2 separate regions of the Mus musculus genome follow, and region 2 is linked to region 1. A link is a loop called in an ENCODE intact Hi-C map of the cell type or tissue named here. Cell type or tissue: heart. All regions are shown on one strand.

Region 1 (8,000 bases):
GCAAACGGCTGTGTCCTTTCCATTTCTGCATTTCACCATAGCGGTAAATGTTACCATGCATCACATATGCGTGTGTGCTGGAACTCTTCTCTGAAAGAAGAAAATTCAAGAAAAGAACACAATTGTAAATAATAGAAAAGCAATTTCATGCAACAGCAATTCCAATCCACTGGAGCCTGACTTGTTCATGTGGATAGAAACCTCTACCCAAAGCAATTCATTAAATGCTTCCTAACAGTTCTTCTAATGAACAAAAGGTATTTTGTATATCCTCCCCTGAAGTCAGGCAACACTGTTGTGAGGCATAGACACAATATCCCAATAAATTAAAAATAATATTATATAATTACTGATTTTTAATAAAATATTTAGACAATACCATGAGATTAGACTAAAAGAACTATGTGGCTTTACTGTGTTAATGTAAACACGTTATGCATTATGATCATGCCAACATAATGGAGAATATTACTGTGGCCAGGGAAGTCTGTAATTAATCCCAGAACAGCTGTAGAGAAGATTTTTACATCTCTAACTACCCCACGGATCTTGCAGTAGATACATGAGACACTCAGATATTCAGATATTACAAAAGAATTAATTCAATAACTAGCACTTTAAAATACGTTAAGTATATGTAAGAGCAAGCCTAAGGGGAAAGAGTCTTACAACATTTTCAGTATCAAAGTACATGTTTAAGCTAAAAAGGAAAGTCATGGTTACCTATTTAAAACACTGTATCATAAGTAGCATCTATTCTTCACATCTAAATAAAGAAATATTTGCATTTTGTCAGACTATCGTGGCAGCCATTTCATTTCTAAGGAAATGATGAAAAAAAAAGCTGCTTCTGTTGCCTTCCACCACAACGCTGGCTACAGCCCGTGTGATGCTAGATGTGGCTGCCAGCTGCTCCCTTTGGACACACTCACCTGGAAGTCTGCAGGCTACCACACTTACACACCCCACTGCCAGCCTTTTGATTGCTCATCATATACTGTAGCAGTAAGTGTTCTTTGGCTCCTCTACTTTTCACTACCATTAAATCTGCTGACATCTAAGTGCAGGTCCAAGGAAGAGAATGGTTATTCTGACATTTATAAAATAAGCCATTCAGTTGGGATTTAAATGAACTTTACTAGGTCACCGACTGGACGGATCAGTTTAACTGAAACAGTGATCCTAACAAGGCCAGCTGGTGGAAACCTCTGACCAAGATTATCAGGGATTCCTCTTATTTTTAGCCTTCTCCGAGATGCCAGGAGCAGAGCCCAAAATGAAGCAATTGCCTGGTCCCCTTGTGCATATATATATGCAAGAATTTGTGAACTGCTTACTCTCGCTTCTAGCAGAGTACAAAGCGGGAGAGAAAACCTATGAGGATATCTAAAGTATAAACATGCATGCACTTCCTCCAGGCATAGAACAAGGCTGAGGTGGTAGTAAGAGGGGAGGGGGTTATAAGCACCAAGGGTACATACAGAACACAATACCCTTCAGAAATACAAAGCAAATGGGATAGATGACATTAACCACAGAAAGCTCAATAGTAGATAACAAAGATGGGGAAACTGGCAGCCTTCGAGAATGAATGGCTTGGGAAAGCCCAGACAATGGGGTAGCCATAAGACCCACCCTTGTACCGTCAGACCAGTACCATCAGCATCACCAAAGCCTGAAGCAAGCAGCTAGCAACTTCCAGCAGTTAAAATTGCCCTCTCCTTCAGTACTCAGAATTGATTAGTCCTGGTTTAGGAACAGAAAAGGGAAGAGTCTTCTCCATCTCCATCCTTTACCCTACTCAAGAGCATATTCTGGGCAAAGAAATTACTTGCTAAGAATGCTGTGCGGTCTGAAGTCACCTCACTCTACACTTGTCTCCAGGAAGTAACTTATTTTCAAGCCTCTAACCCCAGAAGATCTACATCAGATTTTAGGATGGGAATAAATGACATGATTCAAAGAAAGACTGGATGCCCTGAATAAAGGAACCCTCGGGTAAAACCAGGGCGAATGTTTCTTGTAGTCTTTAAAAAAAAAAATCTCTCCTGGTGCTGACAGACCCCAGCAGGAATTCAGAAGGGGAAGAAAGGGCAGAGAGGATTCTGGAAGATAGGATTGGCAGAGCAAGCCAGGGAGAGCCAGGGTGGGTGCTGCAGACATAAGAAAACTCAACCCATTCCTTTTTATTCGGTTTCAGATGGAGACACTGAACACCACAGCACAGAAAAGTACTTCACAGAAAGAAAGGACTTTAATGTCTTCAAACAAACACCTGTCGCTACCCCCAGGGCTTTTCTGCAAGCTGTCCTGACACATCACCTTTTTTAAAGATCAATCCGCCTAAATGCCCCCCCACCCCGAAAAACATTTTTAAGGTAACAGAGAGAATAATCATATAGTCAACCCATATTACTACTCGCATCCTCTTACAGACCTTCCTCTAGGTTCAATATTGTTATGTAAAGAAATCCTTAGATCAATGTTTATTAGGGGAAAGCATCAGAATTGTCAATCAGTGAAAAACCATCATGACTCCTAAATTTTGTTTTAAAACTTTAAAAAGGAAATGATGACAAACACCGTGAGATTTGGGTTTGCCACATGTAAGTTGGCAAATAACAATTGTCAAGGATATTACAGAGACGTTTTTCTCTAAGATCTGGCAAGATCAAGTCAATAGTAAATTATCAATGTGTTTTTAAGGTTTGTGAAAGGGACTTTAAGCCTTAAGAAATATCCATTTCTATTTTAAATCGTTATACAAACAAAATCCCTAGGGGACACACACACACACACGTTTTTCCCAGGCTTAGAATACTGGATCAGTCAACCTTCAACCTGTCAATTCTCAATATAAATCTTCAAGAAAGCAACAAGTTCTACTTCAATTAAATGTACTGGCTGCCCTGCTAATTATGAGTTGGACTCCTTTGCGCCATTTGTAACCTCTGGTGTGACAGAACCTATGTACAGGAAATTAAAAAAAAAAAAAAGTCTCATCCCCTAGGAAGCATTCAACTGTTTATAATTGCTAACGAGTGAAAGGGGGTAAAATACTGCGTTATTTAGGATTCTACATGTCATTCTGAGGAACAAATACTAAATTTGTGAATTAAATCTCTCCTTGTTCTCGCCTCCACTGTTCAGGAGTTGACTTTTTTCTTGCATCTCTTGACTCTACAGGGCCTCATTTCTTTCTCCCTCTGTAAAGTCCACTGTGAGCTGCCCTGTTGAGAGCTACAGTAGGAAGTAAAAATAGATGAGGGGAAATAAGATGGCCAGCGGCAGGGAGACTTTGGAAAGTGCTACAGAGGCAGGAGGGGCTGGGGTTGGTGACTGGCTGGGAAGAAGGGTGTGTAAATCCAGGCAAGGAGGGAAACAGAGTTGGGGATGAAGACCAGATGAAAGGGAGAAGGGAGGCGAGGGTTGGGTATCTAAGGGAGGTTCTCGAGGAGAGAGAGGGAGTTGTGGGTGATGACTGGCTATCAGGGACGATCCCGGGGAGGACGGAGGCCCAGAGCTGATGTACCCGGGGGAAAGTTGAGAGGCAAGGAGAACGCGTCCCGGGCGACTCACCAAAGAGGCTGCCGCTAAACCCGTCCCACGCGCAGCCCACGGCGTCCCACACCCAGCCGTTCCGCAGGCACGACGCGAAGGTGAAGGTGACTCCGAACAGGGATACCAGCAGGTCGCCCAGGCTCAGGTTGACCAGGAAGAGGTGGGTGGGCGTGCGCAGTCTCGGGAACTTGGAGTAGAGAAGCAGCACCAGCAGGTTGCCGCCGACGCCCAGCAGCGCGAGGCAGCCGAGTAGCAGCGCCAGGCGCTCGTACGCGGTGGGGCTGAAGAGAGGCGCGGGGCTCCGCGTGCCCGCCGGTGCTGCGCCCTCGGCGCCCGCCCCGTCCTCCCAGTAGCCCTGGTCGCCACTACGGTTCCCCGAGTACATGGCCCGACGCCGGCGCGCCGTGAGAGAGAGGGCTCGGTGAGCCGGGCGGCCCGAACAGGGTGGATCTCACGCTCTGCGGGCCGCTCAGGCCATTGTGCCCGGGAGCCGCGCCAGGCCCGCCCAACCCGCGCGCACCCGAGGCCCCGCCCTTCGGTGCTAGGACCCCGCCCCACCGCATGAAACTCCGCCCTCCTAGCGTTCTTGCTATCCCACCCTCCCGCGTGGGTCCCGAGCCCCACTAGCTAGCACTTGCAGTCCCTCCCACGGGACCTCCCTGGAGGCCACGCCCTTCTACCTTGCGGCCTCATCCATACGGCAGCCGTTTTGGCCCCGCCCTCCTAAGACTCTTCCGCAGTCTGGCCTGCGGCTCCTCCCTCCCGGAATCTCCTGTTACCCCGCCCTCTGACTCACACCCTTGGCCCCGCCCTCCGGCATACAGCTCCGCCTTCTTAGAACCTCTGACCGCGCCTCTGAGCTGTGGCCCCGCCCTACTGCTTTAGCGGCCCGCCCCTTTTCCCCCCTCCCACCTCCCGGGCGCGTTCCCGCCCAGCAGAGGTGAGTTTCAGAGACCAGTGAGCTCTTGCTCTGCTTCCTTCACCCTTAAGCCGAGGTGGAAACCTGAACAGACTGTACAGAAAAAAAGAGAAAGTAAACTCCCTTACGGAGGTAAATTAGCCACAGCGGATCCTCACAGCCCTCAACGGACTCTAAAGCATCTCGTCCATTCACCCGTTAAGTCACTCACCCTAGCATACACTCATTCATAAATATTTATGAACGCCTGCGCTTAACTCAGTTAAGCATGCTGAATGAAATACTCTCTTTCCTGGGAAGCTATAATAACACCCACCCCCACCTCATACACCCAATAGAAAGAAAACAAAACACTGAAATGCCCGAAGTAGAGCGCCAGCGAAATGATCTCATAAACAGGGAACCTGACGTTAAAAACAAACAAACAAACGCAGCAGGCTGAGTCTCAACTACCTTAGAGCTGGAAGATATGTCCCAGCGTTTATGACAGTGTTCTGAGCTGCCACTCTCAGAGCCCCAGAATAAGGAAGGAAATAGCATCAGAGTGACACCCAAGTCACCCTTCCACTGGATCCCAAGCCTTCTCAGTCTGCAGTAGGTACACCTGATACACAATCCAGTCCAAATGCTTCTCTGGAGGTGATCTCTTGAGCAGTGCCCCGCCCCCTAAGGCTTCAATCCAAATCTAGCAGGTATAGAGAGGATATATTTAGAACAGCACGCATTTTCCACTGGACCTTTCCCCAGCAGCAATGCAAATATAGAACAAGTCAAATATAGATTGTGAACGTCACTTCTTTAGGCCTGCTTTCTCTGTCTCCACTGCAGTCCCCAACGACTACCCACGAGAGGAAAATGTCCCGAGCTGCATGCACCTGAAGATGTCATAGGCACTAATGACTGGTTTGTGGAAACTAAATTGGTGTGCACCAGTGTCCACCCCTCCTCCCACTTGTGTTAGACTCAGTGCATCTCAAAAGTCTTCAATAGTCAGCTAAGTGACGAGATAGCTTGATACCCTGCTGCACTGAGCACTTGACTAAGAGGTTGTGTGTGCCAGCTTCAAAATCTTGATCTTATTTTTAAGACTTCTAACCTGAATTCAGCATCTACAAGGCCTTTGACCTCACCTGCCCTGAAAAAAAAATGTTTTTAATTTTGTGGTTTAGATTTATAGGACCATTTAATAAGTTCTTTGTGCCTCTGACGTCTCACTATAGTAGTCTTCCTACAGTAGGATTGCAACGTTAGTGGAAGGAAGAAAGGAAAGAGTCCTGATTTTTTTTTCCTAAAATATTCATTCTTTGGCACACAGTCTTCTTCTCCTAAAGCTTTCTAGAGGTGTTGAGAGAAGACAATGCTGACCAAATTGGTTCATACATGAGATGCCAGATGCTAAGTGCCATAAACAATTATAAGGCAGAGAAAATAGAGGTGTATATGCTAGCAGAATACTCCCTTCCAGGCAGCTAGGACTAGGATCTTAAAGCCTAGACCCACAGGGACACACCTACTCCAACAAGGCCGCACCTCCACTCCCTGGCTCAAGCATATACAAACCATCATAAGAGGAAAGAGAAAATAAATGTGCTGTTACTTAGACAGCTCTGCATTGAACTCTAAACAAGACCTATGTGCCAAGGGAGGACTCTATTTGCCCCTTTGGAGGGAAACGAGGGCACCAGTATAGCAGAATAATAGGAGATGAAGATAGAGAGGTAAGTAGGTGAGCAGCTGTGCTTTGGCCTCTACTGTATCAACATAATAAGGTTGATACAATAGACCTATAAGGTCCAGAACATTGCCTGCGCAAGAGGTGTGAGTGCAATGAATAAAAACAGTAAGAGCCTCTGGGGGAAATGGTTAACATTTTGATAATTGACAATAGTTATTATAATAATCCTGTGAACTGTTAAGGTCTTTTAGTAGAGTTGATACACATAAGCAAGATACTGCATATATGATTTTGTTAATAAAAATGTTTCTTGTACATTTCAAAATTAGGTCTTTATGGGAGTTATGGTTTAAGTGGAAAATTCCCTATGGGTTTGTGTGCTTGAATACTTGGCCCCTGTCTGGTGGCACTGTTATGGGAGCTTATGGAATCTTTGGCATGGAATCATTCCCCCAATAGATCATCTCCAAAGTGACCCAGACAAGCCAAGCAGTGCCTGGTCCTTCAGGCCTGTGTACTGCTAAGAATGCAAGCCCTGGCCACAGGCATCATCAGGTGCTAACATACATTCTTTCCAGGAGAGTTTTTCCTTGGCTTATTCCTGGAGCTGGGTCTGATCATGGTGAACCAGATGTAAAGCAACCTGCTACCCTGCCTTGGTTAGTCGTTGGTTTTGTTTGTTTGTCTGTTTGTCTGTCGGTTGGTTTTGTTGTGTTGTTTTCCCAACCTGACACAAGCTAGAGTTTGTGGGGAAAGCAAAGAACCTCAGTTGAGAAGATGCTCGCACTAGACTGGCCTGCAGGAAAGCCCGTGGAGCATATTTTTGATTAATGGAGGTATATGAGCATCCAGTCCTGGGTTGTATAAGGCAGCAGCCTAAGAAAAACACAACTAGCAAGCCAATAAGCAGTATTCTTCAACGGATTCTACTTCAGTTCCTGCCCTGAGTTCCTGCCCTGGCTTCCTTCAATGATGGACTATGATGTGAAGGTGTAAGATAAACTAAACCCTTTCTTTCCCAAGTTGCTGTTGGTCATGTTTTGGGTTTTTTTTTGGGGGGGGGGGTTCCCTCAACATCCTTCCACCATGTATGGATGAGTAGAAAATGCCCACAGGAGGAATGGACATTTAGCAGCTACTGACGGCTAGAGCTTTGATGATTCCCAATCATCAGAACGATGAGAAAGGAAACACTGATGTTTGTAAATTACTCAGTGGGACGTATTTTATTGCAGCAACAGGAATGGACCAAGACCAATGCAACAGAAGATATAACATCTAATATAGTAAGCGATAACTTCACTTTAACACGTTTATTTTTTTAAAGTTTGTGTGTGTTTGTGTGTGTGCGCTTGCCCACACTCATGTTTGCAAGAGTGCAGGTCCCTGTGGAAGACAGGAGGGGGCTGCTGATGCTGGTTTTTAAGCTACTTCATTGGTTTCTTATACCTCTCCCTCCCTGGCAACCCTTACTCCTTCCAACACCCCAACACTAGGTAGGAGAGAAAGAAGGATAAAGGGGGAAGGAAGCAATGTCTCTTTAGAGCACTTCCTGCTGATTAGGGGCACTGAACTCCTTGGGGGCAAGTCCAATCTTAATAGTCAGGATATCTCTAACTTCTGATCTCTTTTCTCACAGGAACTAGCAGGAGGACTTGTCATGTCCTCTCCTTTAGAGTGCTCGGACACCCCTCTCCTCCCAGGGCTCTGGCATTTATACCCTCTCCAGAGTCCTCAGGATTAAACTCTCCAAAGCTGGCAGAATCACAATCTTGCCAGAGCATACACGAGGCAAATAGTCAGCGGCTGTGGATAATCTGCGGCAGCCCCTACATCCCACACCTG
Region 2 (8,000 bases), 190 kb after region 1:
TGTTTTGTTAAGTTTGCCTGTACAGTTCATGGAAATGAAATATGTGGTGCTTCTTCTCTATCATGACTTCCTGAGCATTCTTCTGCATTAATGTCATATTTTATATTCTTTCATTGTGGGTGGGCCAGACTGACTTAACTTTCCACCTGCTGTTGGATACCTGTGTTTGTTTTTATTGTAAATGATGGACACACTTATATTTTTATCCTCTAAAACATCAATCTTCTTAGGATACATTCCTTGAAGACTACTTGCAGAATTAAAGCGTTTTATCATCTTTTCTCTTTTACGGTCTTTGTATGCACTGCCAGATTGTCCTGCAGGAAAGGATTATTCAAACCACCAGCACTTAGGAGAGTGCCTTTTCGTGCTCCCTCCAAATCCAAGATGTTTTTTTGGTAAAACTATTTTCACTATATGAATGGTATAAATATTACCACCATCTCCTCTTACATTTTATCTCTATGAATGCTAAGAAGTTGACCTAAGTTGCTACTGGGAAATAGATGTGCATTTATCCCTTATTTCCATTTATTTTGCAGATCCCTCTTTGGATTCTCTGTCCATCCTCTTCCATTAGGTTGTCAAGGCCTCTTTTCTGCACGAGGTCTCACTATGCAGCTCAAGATGACTTCAAACTCCTCCTCCTGCTGCTGTTGCTGCTGCTCAGTCTCCTTGGTGCTAGCGTTCCAAACCTGTCTTTGGATATCCGGCTTTATAAAATAAATTATACTATTTTTAAGTGTGTGTGTTTGTGTGAGAGAGTGGGAGTGTGTGTGAGTGTCCAGAGTGGCCAAATGAGTCAGATCCCCCGGAGTTGGAGTTATTGGTGGTTGTGAGCCATCCATTATTGGTGCTGGAATCAAATTCAGGTCCTCCTTAACTACTGAGACATTTCTCCAGCCCCAGCATGTCCAGCACAAGTATGTCTATAAACCTCATAGATGTCTGGTATCTAGTGGACTAGAAGAGGCATCAGACCCCCTGGGAACTGAAGTTATAAACAGTTGTGAGTCACCATGTGGATTCTGAGAATTGAACCCAGGTACTCTGGAAAAGCAGCCAGCTATAAACTGTTCAGCCATCTCTCAGGCCCAATATCTCCATTCTTAACTCTGATTTTTTTTCCTTTTTCATGCAAATACATTCAGGCTTTTTGTTTTTGTTTGTTTGGTTTTGGTTTGAGACAGGGTTTCTCTATGTAGCCCTGGCTGTCCTGGATCTCACACTGTAGACCAAGCTGGCCTCGAACTCAGGAATCCACCTGCCTCTGCTTCCCAAGTGCTGAGATTAAAGGCATGAGCCACCATTGCCTGGCACATGCAGGCTTCTTAATATATTAAATGATTATCCTTCTGCTTCTATGAGCTATAAAATATGCATATTTTAAATATACATTTAAAATTTTTCATTCAGATAGATAGAAAGATATATTGTGTGTGTGTGTGTTTTACCACAATATAACAAAGAAAAGAGGACATTAGCCAGATCTGGGCATTTTCTATAACTGTAAATCCACATTCTTTCAGAAAGTCTAATGACTTAAAGTCAATTTGTTTGGGCAAAGAAAAAGATTTACTTGAAAACCAATGATGGTGTAGCTCCCCAACAAAGCCCAGCCTCCTTGGGGCTGCAGTCACGAATATGATCTAGGGATTTGCTGGGGGAACATATCACTGGGGTAGTAGTCCGCCTTACCAGTGCACCAGGTACTCTGTGTTAATTAGTACTTATATATTAATGGATGTTTGGGGTTCTGTAAGTTTAAAGAAAGGTAACACAACAGATAATACCATCGTGCATCTTTTGAGTTCCTTTCCTGGAGAATAACTAATTTGTCACTGAATTGTTAGGATATTAAAGGTGAACCCAGAGAGCAGAGAGGATCACACATGGTATCTTTACATGGAGGGCAAGAGAGAGAAAAGCTTTTTTTTTTACAGACATGGGCAGGGAAGATTCTTATTTTAAAAGATCCTGACAGAATGTAAAAGGTCACAGAAGCCCTGAAATTGGCAAGATTGATGTCACTGTTAGCAGAACTAGCTTCACTGATTTAGAAAAAATAGAGGTGCACAATGCTCTGGCCACTCCTTGAACCTGTGTGTCTGCCAATGTTTTGACCATTCCTTGAACCCATGTGTGTGCCCACTGCTGCACCTCACTGCCAGGTGTTTGTGATATTGGTTGCTGGGAGAGTCAGAAAATCTCCCCAGCAACCACAGCCCAGCCAATCCGGAGTTGCTACACCTGCACCAGACTCTTTCCTTGTACCCCTCCCATACCCATTTCTTGAGAATAGACATTGTTTAGATCTGGAAATCCCCTACTCCCCCCTTCTCCTTCCCCCCAGGGCCTATAAAAACTGAGACCCCTTTCCCCTCAGGGTCGACTCCTCTACTCCTGCGTGGGATGTGAGTCGTCCCCAGAGCTCTAGCTTTCCCCGAATAAAGCCTCATGTGGTTTGCATCAAGCTTGGTCTCTCATGAGTTCTTGGGTGTCCGCTATTGTCCTGAGGCCTGAGCGAGGGGCTCCTCTCGGAGTCTTTCAATTTCACACTTAGATAGCTTCAGTCAGAGGAGTCTGCTGGGGCAAAGACAGTAAGAGACTAAATTATGTACAGTCCGGCTGTGTGACTTCTAAAATTAGTAAGTTTTTAAAAGTCCATTAAGAAGAGAAACTAGAGGGGTTTTCTTTCCTTGATAACACTAGGAAATGTGACCCAATACAACCAACAATATACAGGGTTTAATAACTTGAACCATTGGGCCATTTTGTTTCTTAGTTATAAGGATAACATTTTCCCAACTCGTATCAGGGATAAAGCCATATAATGAATAAAGTGGGTAAGCGCAGACTATAATCAAACTATAGCAACATGAAAGCTTTGTACAAAACTTCAATTTGCATAGAGGTGAGGATGTTTCGGAGACGAAAGACTGTGGTGTTGGCCTGGAATTAAGCAACTATGAACTGGGCTCCTTTTCCGGGTTTAAAATAACAAAATATGTTTGACTCCAAGTTGGGAGTTCTTTAGCACGCATGTACCTGGATCCAGTGGCTTGGTCAAGGGAGAACTACAACTCCCAGCAGCACCGGCGAGAGCGCAACTTCCGGGCCTAGAGTTTCTCTTGCCCCCTCCCTTACCACCACCCCACTTCTCTCACAAACAAGCCGACTTTTCGCTTCTAGCGTCGCCGAGTTCGAGATGGCATTGGCCATTGGCGGCGGACTTCCTACCTTGCAAGGAAGGGCTCAGGACTCGGCTAAGAGGAAAGTCGGGTCATAGAAAGCGGGAGGTGGAGGCTGCGGCTCAGGACGCCCAGGGACGTCATGTCCGCTGGGCGGGGCTTCCCGATCCCGCGCAAATCGAAAGGTCCATGGCTGCGCTTGCAGCAGCCGCTCGCCGCCGTTCTGAACCCCAGGTGAGCGAGCGAGCCCCTATGCGGGCGGCCGGGCGGTCACTGGAGCAGCGGGCCGTGTGGAGGAAAGTGGGGTCCCCATGACTCTGATCCACGTGCCTTCTGCCCCTCGGCGCGAAACCCGGATCTCCGGGAAGTGAGCGGGAGCGTGGAGCGCCTGCAGGCGACTGCCTCGGCCTCCGGGTCTCCCGCTTTCCGCAGAGGCGGGCTGACGTGTGTCCTTACCAACACTCGTACCTAGCGATGAATTCCCTTTGTATATGCTCTCTCCTGTGCAGGTTTGAGGAGCCACGGCGCCTGGAATGGACTTGTGTGCTATGCCTGTTCGTTCGGGAGACGGGACTAAGGTGAAGCCGCTGCTGCTGTTACCTCGGGTACCACCGGCGACCTTCTGGTGTTGATGCGCCACATGGCACTCAGTCACTTCTATACTAAAGAGGAAATATTTATTCGAGATTTAGTTGGCCTAGAAGAAAGAAACTTAAGGAAATTTCACGAAATGTAATTATGTCCCTCCCCCACCCCAACCCCCCCCCCCCCCAGCATGCACGAAATCATGTTTTAGAGACGTTGTCTTTTAAACGTAGTGGACTCGTTTTACACAGACCCACCTGCACCCAAATTGGCTGATGTTTAAAATTACGGGTTCATGCCCCCCTTTAGGGATTCATAGTTAATGGGCATGACCTTAAAGGTAAATGAATCTCTCAAGTGTCAGGGCTGCTAGCTAAGGGCATGGCCACTTTCCTGTGGTGTCAACAGGGCACCTCTGGCTTATCCCATAGTCTTTAAGAACATGATCTTAGGTCTGTTGAATCAGGTGCCTGTCCCTGTGACCTCACTGCTGAGAGAGGGGAAGGTAAGAGTGGAAAATCCCAGAGAGCTCAGCCTAAGACCTAACTAGCCTGGTGGACGCAGCTCAAACAAACAAGGTGGACTGCCTTTCACATCCTCCGATTCAAACTCCATCACGCATGCATCATACACAGAAAGAATAGTTGCAGAGGGTAATAGCCTTTGCTCTTGCAACCATGAGGACCTAAGTTAGAATCCTCCCCCCAGCCCCCTCCCCATTAAAACCCCCTGTGCCTGAGCCTGCTGGTAACTGCAGAGATTGGGAGGCAGAGGTGGCAGATCCCAAGACCTCATTGGGCCTAGTTGGTTCCGTAACACCCTGCCTCAAGGTGATAGACAGGTAGCAATAGAGGAAGACACCCAATGCCTTGCTCTGGGCTCTGCATGGATGTACCCACACACTCATTACATGCACACACTCCCTAATACAAATACCTGATCTTAGATGGTAATACTGTATTGGGAAGTGGCAAGCAGCTGCTGGAGTTGGAGTAGGAAGGCGGGGGTGGGGTGGGGGGGGGTGTTAGTTGCTTTGAAGGGGCTGCCATCTCCAGGACTTCCATGTAAGGACCTAGAAGGGAATGGAAATTATAACTGTTTGTTTCTTGAAGCTGTTTTGCACATCAAACACGGCTTCATGTGTCTTTGGTATAGCCTTCAATGAATCTGATGAAATTTCCCCTAGATGCCACCATGGCTAATTACCAGGGTATTGCTTGGAATAAACCATTCTGGTAGTGTGGGATTGCTGACATGCTTTTCAGTTGAAATGTCTGTCCTTCTCCAAACTTTGGAGTTTCTACACTGAACTTTGGATGCGCCCCTTTAATATAGGGGTGAATATGATACCATAGCATGCAGTGTTATAGGCTCATAGTCCTCTTTTTATGAAAGGAGAGACTCAGTTTTAATGTCTGAGTCCAAGTGTTAAGAGAGATAAGAGCCCACGTTAGGATTGTAAGTATGGAAGCATTTTTGGAAACAAATAACCACGAAGGAACTCCCCAGTGGTGTTCAGGTGAGTGTTGGTGATTAATGAAGTTCTGAGCTACAGAAGTTGCCCGAGAGAAGGCCAATCATTAGCTAAATGTTACTGTCGGTGCTAGACTCCACACTGAATTTCTAAAGCTTTTTGGTAAATCAGCCTTGGTTTCATGTTGCTCTCCTCCCTTTTTCCTTCATGTAGTTAACTTGGCACGATGGGGATTCAAGGGTTACTTCAGTTCATCCAAGAAGCTTCTGAACCTGTCAACGTGAAGAAGTACAAAGGACAGGCAGTGGCTGTGGATACCTACTGTTGGCTTCACAAAGGGGCTATTGCTTGTGCTGAAAAGCTAGCCAAAGGGGAACCTACAGATAGGTGAGTTTGCAGTGTATATCACTTGGTTTGAGAGCTAGAATGGTATGCTTTCTGTTTTTGGGTCAGCCCCAGGTATTTCAGGCTGGCCGGGGATTTGCTATAGCCAAGGATGACCTGGAGGAGGAGTCTAATCCATTGTGCCGCCACTGCCCAGCTTCCTGTATGCCAGGGACTGAGCCCAGGGCATCATGCATGCTAAGCAAGCACGTCTATGAACTGGGCGATATCCACAGCACCTCAGTCCTTTTTCTTTTTCACCTTTGTTTCTCCGGTCATTGTTTCAATAAATACTAGCATTTAATAAGAGCATGTGCTTAGAGCATTGCCAGACTTCTTCTGTGGTACAGGTCTGATGTTTGGTCTTAGTAAGAAGGCATAGTGGCAGGATACAGACAGACAAAAGTTGAATATTATCTCCTGAAAGAGTGGGGATTTTTTCTCCTGTTCCCAAACTCCTGAAATACCAACTCTGGGACTATAATTATGTTTACAAATACCTTGGCCATGAGCTTTGGCTGTGCGCCAACTAGCTTGTATATTAATCATCCCTTTGTTGTATTGGGCTACTTGGCTGGTTACCTCTGCTTGGCTCTCATGTTTCTGTCCTTCGTGTTCCTGAGTGAATCCCCCATGCCTGACTCTGTCCCAGAATCCTTGCTTCCTCCGGGAACTCCCACCTTCTATTTCCTGCCTCTAGATTCCTTCCTTCTGCTATAGTGCAATCAGCTTTGTTTGATCGATGAAGATTCCTTCTACCTATCCCCCTGTTAGTCTAATAAAAGGTTCTTTCTCTTACAATAATACACTACATATAGTAACAATTATGAAAACTATCAGGTAAGAATTACATTCACAACGTCTAGTCTATGTATGTATTTGGTAATTTTTGGAGAAAGTATTTTATAATCTATCCTATCTTGGTGAACTTAAAGTTCTGTACCTAAATCATTATCATAGCTTATATTAGTAACTTAAAACATCCTCTTAGACCTAAAAACATTTTCTTAAGTCCTAAACAACTTAAGGTGAATTGTGAAACTGTAACTGTCTAGTCTTCAACCCCATCGGAGACCTGAAAAGGAATAAATATTACCTGAGTGTGCAAGCAGTGCAGGCAAGCAGGTTCCACAACTATAGAAGTGACAGAGAAAGCTGGCTGCCTGACTGCCTGTCCCCCCAAATCGTCTCTATAACATTGGAGCATCCACCGTCAGCCTTCTGACCCAGTATATCTGACAGACTTTTTGTGAGCAGCACTTTTCCTTGCAAAGCTTGGCAGTTGACTTCCCTGTGTCCCACTTGTCCATTTTGGACAGCATACTGTCTGCAGTTGAGACTTGAACAATTTCCCGCCAGTGTCATATGTGAAGCAAATTTCATAGATTCTTCAATGCGTATCCCCTTTGAAGTAGAATGGTGTGCTGCCAGGAGCAGACCTGTCCCTTTTTTGAAAGCCAAACTGCAGCTTCTGTGCCTGGCTTTCTGGTATCTGGACCTTTTGGCTAAAGCCTGAATCTAGGATCCTATTCTTGGATTATGTGCCTAACAGTGGGTGCCATTTGTAAAAGTGGGGTGTTTTTTGCCCTCCTGTCCTCAAGCCTCCAGAATGACATATTTGACAGGAAGCTTCCAAGCAGTCATAAGAGAGAGAGAGATCTTCTTCTGCAGTCTCCTTGTTCTTTGTTCAAGAGAAGCTTTGGTTTTTCCTCTAAGATAAACTTTTTAACAATGTTTTCAGAACCCACGATGCTTATCTAGAACACACTGCTAATCTCTGTTAGCAAAATGATGCAGAGGTACAGTATGTTCTGCCAAAAATGGTGGGTCCTGTTGACATCCAGTCTGAATTCTGTGACCTCATTTTAGGAAGGTTCACATGTATTCATATATAAAACCATACTGTTTTTACCACCACTCCCTTGTACATATCTATTTACTTTTATTTTCTGAAAAATATCATTTTTGATATATCATTTTTGCTTTTCAAAAGGAAAACCCACATGTATTTTGTTAGTACTTTCTATGTTTGATTTGGTATTTTTGAGACGGTTTTGAGTAGTCCAGGTGGGCCTCATCCTTTTTAGCCCAGGATAACCCTGACTTGTTATCACCTCTACTTCTTAGTTACTTTTCTATTGCCGTAACATAACACCATGACCGTCTTGGCAAGGAGCATGGCCGAAGGCAGGCAGAGGGACAGGCATGGTGCTGGAGCGGTAGCCAAGAGCTTAAATCTTGAGCCACAAGCATGAGGTAGAAAGAGCTAACAGAATGACATGGTATGAGCTTTTAAGTCCTCAAAGCCTGCTCCCAATGACACACCTCCTAATCCTTCCTAAATAGTTCTACCAACTGGGGACCAA

What was found. Peaks named below come from ENCODE experiments on the same cell type or tissue, not always from the same donor. Only the 100,000 strongest peaks of a DNase experiment are listed, where the experiment ranks them.
Region 2: it touches region 1 in a loop (7-fold over the local background); 21 of 42 quality-filtered maps call a loop at or near these places.

The regions. Positions count from the first base shown.
Region 1 is chr1:175,688,591-175,696,590 of GRCm38, forward strand. It overlaps Opn3 (opsin 3), which reads right to left and starts at 4,042. Exons shown (of 4, transcript NM_010098.3): 1 at 3,580-4,042. The coding sequence starts at 3,946. Gm39707 (a long non-coding RNA gene) reads left to right here and starts at 4,456. Exons shown (of 3, transcript XR_865748.2): 1 at 4,456-4,501; 2 at 7,391-7,441; 3 at 7,795-8,000. In heart, no CTCF peak of the experiment used is centred here; DNase peaks (open chromatin) are centred at 4,221 and 5,041; H3K4me3 peaks cover 3,455 bases; H3K27ac peaks cover 2,544 bases.
Region 2 is chr1:175,877,432-175,885,431 of GRCm38, forward strand. It overlaps Exo1 (exonuclease 1), which reads left to right and starts at 3,347. Exons shown (of 15, transcript NM_012012.4): 1 at 3,347-3,425; 2 at 3,701-3,769; 3 at 5,464-5,637. The coding sequence starts at 5,477. Gm36360 (a long non-coding RNA gene) reads right to left here and starts at 3,324. Exons shown (of 3, transcript XR_373723.2): 1 at 3,241-3,324. In heart, no CTCF peak of the experiment used is centred here; a DNase peak (open chromatin) is centred at 3,330; H3K4me3 peaks cover 2,030 bases; H3K27ac peaks cover 1,114 bases.